Linked DNA regions of Homo sapiens: region 1 is linked to region 2. A link is a loop called in an ENCODE intact Hi-C map of the cell type or tissue named here. Cell type or tissue: CD4-positive, alpha-beta T cell. All regions are shown on one strand. Region 1 overlaps LOC284950 (a long non-coding RNA gene). Region 2 overlaps POLR1A (RNA polymerase I subunit A).

Evidence for each region. Peaks named below come from ENCODE experiments on the same cell type or tissue, not always from the same donor. Only the 100,000 strongest peaks of a DNase experiment are listed, where the experiment ranks them.
Region 1: it touches region 2 in a loop (9-fold over the local background); 107 of 110 quality-filtered maps call a loop at or near these places.

The regions. Positions count from the first base shown.
Region 1 is chr2:85,825,529-85,829,528 of GRCh38, reverse strand. It overlaps LOC284950 (a long non-coding RNA gene), which reads right to left. Exons shown (of 3, transcript NR_038888.1): 3 at 2,741-4,000. Among named protein-coding and RNA genes, the nearest start is that of MIR6071, 44 kb to the right of the region's middle. In CD4-positive, alpha-beta T cell, CTCF peaks have their summits at 1,764 and 1,973 (motif pointing left); a DNase peak (open chromatin) is centred at 1,938; H3K27ac peaks cover 300 bases.
Region 2 is chr2:86,077,909-86,081,908 of GRCh38, reverse strand. POLR1A (RNA polymerase I subunit A) reads left to right here. Exons shown (of 34, transcript NM_015425.6): 8 at 203-308; 9 at 931-1,093; 10 at 3,625-3,795; 11 at 3,928-4,000. Among named protein-coding and RNA genes, the nearest start is that of POLR1A, 26 kb to the left of the region's middle. In CD4-positive, alpha-beta T cell, CTCF peaks have their summits at 1,608, 1,811 (motif pointing right) and 2,936 (motif pointing right); DNase peaks (open chromatin) are centred at 1,088, 1,398, 1,838 and 2,938; H3K27ac peaks cover 1,548 bases.

The DNA.
Region 1 (4,000 bases), 250 kb after region 2:
ACCATCTCGGCTCACTGCAAGCTCCACCTCCCAGGTTCAAGTGATTCTCCTGCCTCAGCCTTCTGAGTATCTGAGATTACAGGTGCCCACCACCACGCCCAGCTAATTTTTGTATTTTTTTAGTAGAGATAGGGTTTCACCATGTTGGCCAGGCTGGTCTTGAACTCCTGACCTCAAGTGATCCACCCACCTTGGCCTCCCAAAATGCTGGGATTACAGGTGTGAGCCACCATGCCCAGCCCCTGGACTGCCTAATTTGTATTGTCCAAGTTTGAATACTCCCCCAAAAAAAGATTTTATATATTTGTAACACTGAAATATGAAATACAAAGGAGAAAAGCTCATTTAGATCATTTTTTATTTCTTTAGCCTTCTGGAAGTCTCTATGTACATAAAGAGATAGGTGACTTCCTTTGTGTAATAAACTTGCATTCATGGAGCCCCTCAGCCGTCCCGCCCATGCACTGGGAAAATTCAGAACCTCTATTACCACCCACTGATGCAACTAGCTGCAAGAGGGAAGGGAGAGGGAAATGTTGTGAAGAGTTTGTCCTATGGGCCAACAACCCTCGTATCCACAGGAATGGCATGGCTGGGTGCTTGTCACCCCTAGGCTTTATGGGTACCTCCATGTTGTCATTGTCTGGCTCAAGGATCTACTGGCCCCAATTCTGGTTGAGTTCTGACTGGGTTGGAACAAAGGCCGTGCTGAGACCTATCTACTGCAGATGCACCCACACGTTTTCCAAAACTTGGGACTGAAATCGAACTCAACGATTGCTTTATTTTCCCACACACTAAAATACCCCCGGTTCTGGAATACGGAAGTGAGAATGACAAAGGGGGTCCTTCTGTAGGACCCTCAGTCCTGGCAGTCTGGCTGACCATTCTGGCAGAACATGCTGTTCTGAACACCATTTGTTCAAACTCTGAAACCAGTTGATGCTCTGCCCATCATTCCAGACACTCTTGGCTGTATCTTAGTACCCAGCAGGGCTGTCCTCGAAATACTGCCCTGTGGCTCCTGGCGCCACCTCCTATCCTGCCCTGCCAGCACCGCCACCTTTAGTTCCCATGGCCTGCAGAGAGCCATGGCTGGGCGCTGATGACAGGCTGCACCTAACATGGACCCTGCCTACTGTTCTGGATCCTCAGTCTAGAGGGAAAAGATGCTAAACAAGTCAACATGACAAAGGCGGTGTCAAAGCAAAGGGGAGGCGCACCACGGGAGCGCACCAGGAAAACCAGGTGAGTCTAAACTGAGACCAAAATGCTAATTAGGGGGCCGGCAGGAGGGCAGGAGGAGCGTTCCAGGCAAAACTAGCAGCTTTCGAGAAGGGTTGTTAAAGCAGGACATGCTTTAACAACCAAATCACAAAGTGAGCATAGGCTCAGGGTGTGGCTGCGATGAGGGAGATGAATGTAGGGGTAAGGAGCAATTTGGAGCCCCTGAGGGATGTTACAGGGGCGGGGGGGGCGCGGAGAGTGACTCAATTCAGCTTAAACTGAAAATCATGTGGCTCTGAGTGGAAAGAGAATGGGGAGTGGGGAACTGGGAGCAGAGAATCGATGGGAAAGCTGAGGAAGGTGATCTCACCGCAGGCAACACTGAAAAGCAGGTGGTGCTGGGGACCTAGACGGGTTTGGTGGACCTCAAGTCCTTCCAGGCTGCCTTCTGACCGGGTATTCCGCCAGCCACTTTTCTAGATCCCTTTGGGGTAGGTAAGGGGTGACTGGAGAGAGATCCTGGGACAGGAGCCAGGAGGCCAGGAGGCAGCCCCACCTTTGCCACAATGCCCCTGTAATGCTTTCAGGAAGGTCACAGCCCCTCTCAGAGGTTCCATCGGTTGAACAGGGGCTTGGCGAGGCCCCAGCTCTTTCATTTGTCGTTAATGAAAAGAAACCACCAGGGCTAAGAGGAGTGGCTGTTACAATGGTCCACCGCGCCACCTGGTGTTGTGAGGCCGCGTGCACAGCTCTCAGCGCCGGGCTACCAGGTGGCCCCCAGTGGGTCTGGCCCATTCTTCTGCAAGGTCCCCCCAGCCAGTAGGCTCTGGCACCGTCTTCAGCTGCTGGGGCACTTCTCTCCTCCCTGCACAGTCTGGATTTTCTCCTCCTTCTCTGACCATTTCTCGGGCTCCCCTCCCCTCTCCCACATCTCTGCCCCGATGCTCTTTTCTCTTCCCGAGATGGTCCACTCCCACGGGTCCAATTACTGCCTTTGATATTGCCTTTTTATTCCCATACCCAGGTCTGCAGCGGGGACTCCCCTCAAGTCCCCAGAGCCCCAGCCCATCATGTCCACATCCTTCAGGACATCATCTCCTCCCAGCCAGCCGGGACCTCAGACTCAGAAAGCTGACAATGCTGTGCGTCACCTCAGAGCTGACACAGCTCCTCCTCTGAAGAACTCGGTCTCCTCAACCTGTTAAAGGACATCTAGAAAAGGCCACAGCTAAAGGGCTTTCACTCAATGCTGAAACACAAAATGCTTTCCCCAGAAGATCAGGAACAAGACAAGGATGTCTGTTCACACAGCTTCTGTTCAACATTGTACTAAAGAGGCCAGCCAGGGCAATGAGGCAAGGAAATAAAGTAAAAGCCATCCATATTGGAAAGGAAGAAGTACAATTGTCTTCATTTGCAGATAACATGATCTTGTACGTTGAAAATCCTAAGGAATTCACTGAAAATGATTAAACTAATAAATGAGTTTAGCAAGTTTACAAGGATATGTGATCAGTGTACAAAAATCAGTTTATTTCTATACAGTAGTTATGAGCAAATAAAAAATGAAGTTAAGAAAACAATTCCAGTCTGGGTACAGTGGTTCAAGCCTGTAATCTCAGCACTTTGGGAGGCCGAGGCAGGTGGACCACTTGAGGTCAGGAGTTCAAGACCAGCCTGGCCGATATGGTGAAACCTTGTCTCTACTAAAAATACAAAAAATTAGCTGGGTGTGGTCGTGGGCACCTGTAATCCCAGCTACGCAGTAGACTGAGGCAGGGGAATCACTTGAACCCGTTAGGCAGAGGTTGCAATGAGCTGAGATCACACCGCTGCACTCCAGCCTTGGTGACAGAGCAAAACTTTGTCTTAAAAAAAAACTCATTTATATTAGCATCAGAAAGATACTTATGAACATATTTAACAAAAGAAGTACAAAACTTATGCTCTGAAAACTACAAAATATTGTTGAAAACTAAAGAAGATCTAAATGAGTGGAAAGACATCCCATGTTTATAGATTGAAAAACTTAACATTATTAAGATAGCAATACTCCCAGATTCCAAATTCAATGCAATCCCTATCAAAATTTCGACTTCAGCAATGGACAAGTTGCTTTTAAAATGCATATGAAAATGCAAGAAAACACAAATAGCTAAAGAAATCTTGAAAAAGTTGGATAATTTATGCTACCCAATTTTAAAACCTGCTATAAAATGACAGTAATCAAAACAGTGTGGTATGGGCATAAGGACAGATCTATACATCAACAGAATGGAACTGAGAGCCCAGAAATTAACCCACATATCTATGGCCAGTTGATTTTGAGCAAGAGTGCCAACTTCTTTCAATGGAAAAAGAATAGTCCCCTCAGCAAATGATGTGGGGACACCTGAATTTCCACATGCAAAAGAATGAAGTTGGATCCATATTTCACACTGTATAAAAAAACTAACTCAAAATGGATCAATGACCTATAAAGAAGAACTAAAATCATAAAAGTCACAGAAGAAAACATAGTGATAAATCCTTATGACCCTGGATTTGGCACTGCATTCTTAGATTGACACCAAAAGCATGAGCAACTAAAGAAAAAAACAGATAAACCAGCCATCAGAATAAAAAACTTTGGGGCTTCAAAAGACACTATCAAAACAGTGAAAAGACAACCCAAAGAATGGGAAAAAATTGTTTGCAAACTATAAACATAATAAGTTGCTTGTATCTAGAATATATAAAGAACAATTACAACTCAAGAATAAAAAGACAAATA
Region 2 (4,000 bases):
AGTGAGTCATGATCGCACCACTGCACAGCAGCCTGGGCGACAGGAGTGAGACCTTTTCTCAAAAAAGAAAACTGTGACCTTAACTCTACATATTATCTTGTATTCTGTTTTTTCCTCACTCAGTAATATTTTTATGGTTGTCCTCCCATGCCCTTAGTGATAGATTTAAATGGTCTTCTTGGTTTATTTCTTTCCAACGCAGGATTCTTTCTGAACTACCTTTTTTCGGGAATGGATGATGATGGTATGGAATCCAGATTCAATCCCAGTGTGTTCTTTCTAGATTTCTTGGTGGTGCCGCCCTCAAGGTAATACCCTTTAATTAACTTATTTCACCTGAAAAAAAGCGTACTAAGGAACTGAAATGTGACCTCTAGGAGAGGTGAAAGGGCCAAGGGCACTGAGAGACAAAGCTGCAGTTCCGCTCCAGGTGCAGGTGGTGGGAGGGCTTGCTTTCCTTCCCGTTTGTTGTGAACGCAATAGGAATGTTGGTTGTTTTTGTTTGTTTGTTTTGAAGTGGAGTCTTGCACTGTCTCCCAGGCTGGAGTGCAGTGGCATGACCTTGACTTACTGCAACCTCTGCCTCCTGGGTTCAAGTGATTCTCCTACCTCAGCCTCCTGAGTAGCTGGGATTACAGGCACGCACCACCACACCCAAATAATTTTTGTATTTTACATAGAGATGGGGTTTCACCATGTTGGCCAGGCTGGTCTCGAACTCCTGACCTCCAGTGATCCACCTGCCATGGCTTCCCAAAGTACTGGGATTACAGGCTTAAGCCACCACACCCAGCCGGAATGTTGGTTAGGAAGGTTGGTTGTTTTGAGCATGGTGGGGTGTGCTCCCTACAGTAGGCATGGGTGAGAGGCTGAAGAACATGACCCTTTCCTCACACTAAACATTCATTTATTCCGTATGTCCCCCTGCAGGTATCGCCCAGTCAGTCGCCTAGGAGACCAGATGTTTACTAATGGCCAGACGGTGAACTTGCAGGCTGTCATGAAGGATGTAGTTCTGATTCGAAAACTTCTGGCATTGATGGCCCAAGAACAGAAGTTGCCAGAGGAAGTGGCCACACCCACTACAGATGAGGTCAGGGCTGCTCTGTTGCTGATGTGATGAGCACACATGCTTAGTGCTAACTCTGTGAGCTGTGGATGTAGACACTGGGTCTGGGAGATGCTTCCTGGGATGTTCTGTGCAGCTGGCAGCAGCCTTAGTGTGAGCTCTGGGCTTAGGGGGCACCTAGGAACATTAGGGGGACACACATGGGTCTGAGCATGGAAAGGTGTGGGTTCTGGTCTAGCTTCTACACCGAACGACCATGCCAGGTGACCCTAGTTGAGTCACTTCCTTATACTAGTGTCTGCTATAAAGTGCATGTGATTTGTGGTGAGATTTCACACCTAGGCTGTTCCGGGCTACCAGCTCTCGCAGCTCTAGAAAGAATAGCCTACTTCCCTCAGGCTTTAAGAGTGTCCCTTTTGGGTCACAGTACTAGAGCTCATGTTGCCAGCTCTATTTTGGACACGTTAATGTCTCCAGCATTGGGGTCAGGAAGGCAGTATTGCAGAGTGGAAATTCCTCTCAGAATAGGACAGTTTCAACTAACATTTCCTGAGCCCCATCTGTGTGCCGGGTTAATTAGTAGGTGTTCAGTGGGTACAAAGGTGAATTGGGCACCCAGGAAGCTTGCTGAGGTCATCAAGATCCTTCCCAGCTCTAAAGTACTCTCTGGATGCAAATAGGCAGCCTTGGGTAGACAGTCCGGGTTCTCAGACTCCAGCCGCTGCGACAGTCCCGCTGTCTGCCAGGCCCATCACAAGGTGGCGCCACTGTCTCTTGGACACTTATGGTGCAGGTTACACTTGGGGCTTTCTGTGGTTTTGCTTGTTTCCTGATCGGCCCGCATTGGTGTGCTTTTAAAAACTCCTTAGTGTAAAAGACATCAGCCATGTGCATGCCTTAGTGCAGTTTCCAAGAAAAGACCATGGGATAACTGTACCCAGTGACCAGGGTTGATGTCCCTTAAAAATCGGGCAGCCTGGCCAGGCATGATAGCTCAAGCCTGTAATCCCAGCACTTTGGGAGGCTGAGGCAGGAGGTTCACTTGAGCCCAGGAGTTTTAGACCAGGTGGGCAACATGGCGAAACCCTGTCTCTACCAAAAATACAAAAAATAGCTGGGCATGGTGGTTCATGCCTATGGTGCCAGCTACTCAGGGGGCTGAGGTGGGAGGATCACTGGAGCCAGGGAAGTCGAGGCTGCAGAGAGCTGTGATCGCACCACTGCCCTCCAGCCTGGGTAACAGAGTTAGACCCCATCTCAATAATTAAAAAAAAAAGAAAAATTGGTCGTCCCCTTTGTCAAACAAATGCTTCGCCTCTGAGGGGCAAATAGCATCCTCTGATTCCTATGTCCCACTGCCCTCTTTCCTTGTGATTGACAGGATGTGTTTTTTCTCCCCCCTTACTCTCTGTGTTCCATCCTCATGGCAGCCCTTGCCAGTCACCGTCTAGGCATTGGGGATACTCCAGTGAGACAAGTTCTCACTCATTTCACAATCACTGGTCTTGAGCCAGGTAATGCCATGAGCAGTGAGTTGGGCTAACAGGGCCCGGTCATCATGCAGGTGATCGTATCTCCCTCTGGGACTCCAGCCAGAAGGGGACCCTGAGTGTTTTATGTAGAATACATCTATTTTCCCTAGAGCTAAAGAAGATTCCTGTGTTCCTCAGGTTTGATGACAAGCCCACTTCATCACTACTGGGTTTTCATAACATTCTCGTTTACTGAATCTTCACCCACCCTCACCCTCCCACCTCAAGACACTGACAGGTTTCTTCTCTTATCTGCCCACACTGGAAGACGTGGGACCATCTGTCTCCTTGTGTCATACCCAGTCGATTGGGCCAGTAGGTGGCCAGACAGTATCAATAGGTGGTGCTCTAAGCCAGCTGAAGGCTTCTGTGTATTTCTGTCCCCTGGGTAGGGAGTGGGAGAGAGGAGGAGACAGGGCTAGGGGCAAAAATATTAAAAAAGGATTGGTTAAATATTCCAATGAGACTTGGCAATCAGCCACTAACTTGATATAGCTCAGCTGGAGACCCACATCTTAGTTGATGACATAGAATATCGTATGGCAAACCTAGTTCCTTTTAAGAAATTGTTCCACCTGCATGTTTGTAATTGGTTTGGATCAAGTTTTTCAAAGCCATAAATAAAACTGAAACTGCATGTGAGAATTGGTTATCTGGCAAGATAACAGAACTTCATAAGAAATGTACTGATGTGGGAAGGACTTCTTAGTTTTCTTTAGGAATTGCATATTAAGGGATTTCAGCAAAAATGCCTTAAGAAAGAAGCATGCTTATAAATTTTGAGTTCATCTTACTACTAGAAAGAGACAGGCTGGTAAATATATAATAGTGCTGATATGTCTTATTGACATGTACTTACAAGATTGATTTATTAGCATGTTTGTCTCTGATCTGTCAGGTTCAGAGGAGATAAACTCCAGAGTGCATAGTTGTCAGATCCAGGGTAAGAAAGAAAAATTAAATCAAGCCAGGCCTTTTGGAGCTTTTTTCCATCATCCCTGTTTTCTTGGTTTCATCTTCCAGGAAAAAGACTCTTTGATTGCTATTGACCGATCCTTTTTGAGTACACTTCCAGGCCAGTCCCTCATAGACAAACTTTACAACATTTGGATTCGCCTTCAGAGCCACGTCAATATTGTGTTTGATAGCGAGATGGACAAACTAATGATGGACAAGTACCCAGGCATTAGGCAGGTGAGCAAAAAACTGGATTCCCATTGCTAGCTACAGAAGATAAATAATAAACATTGTGTATTGAAACAAGAAACTAATAAGCCTACTGGAATTCTTGTTGAATGTTTTTTATGACCTTTTTTCTCCATAAAGATCCTGGAGAAGAAAGAAGGCCTGTTCCGAAAACACATGATGGGAAAGCGAGTGGACTACGCTGCGCGCTCAG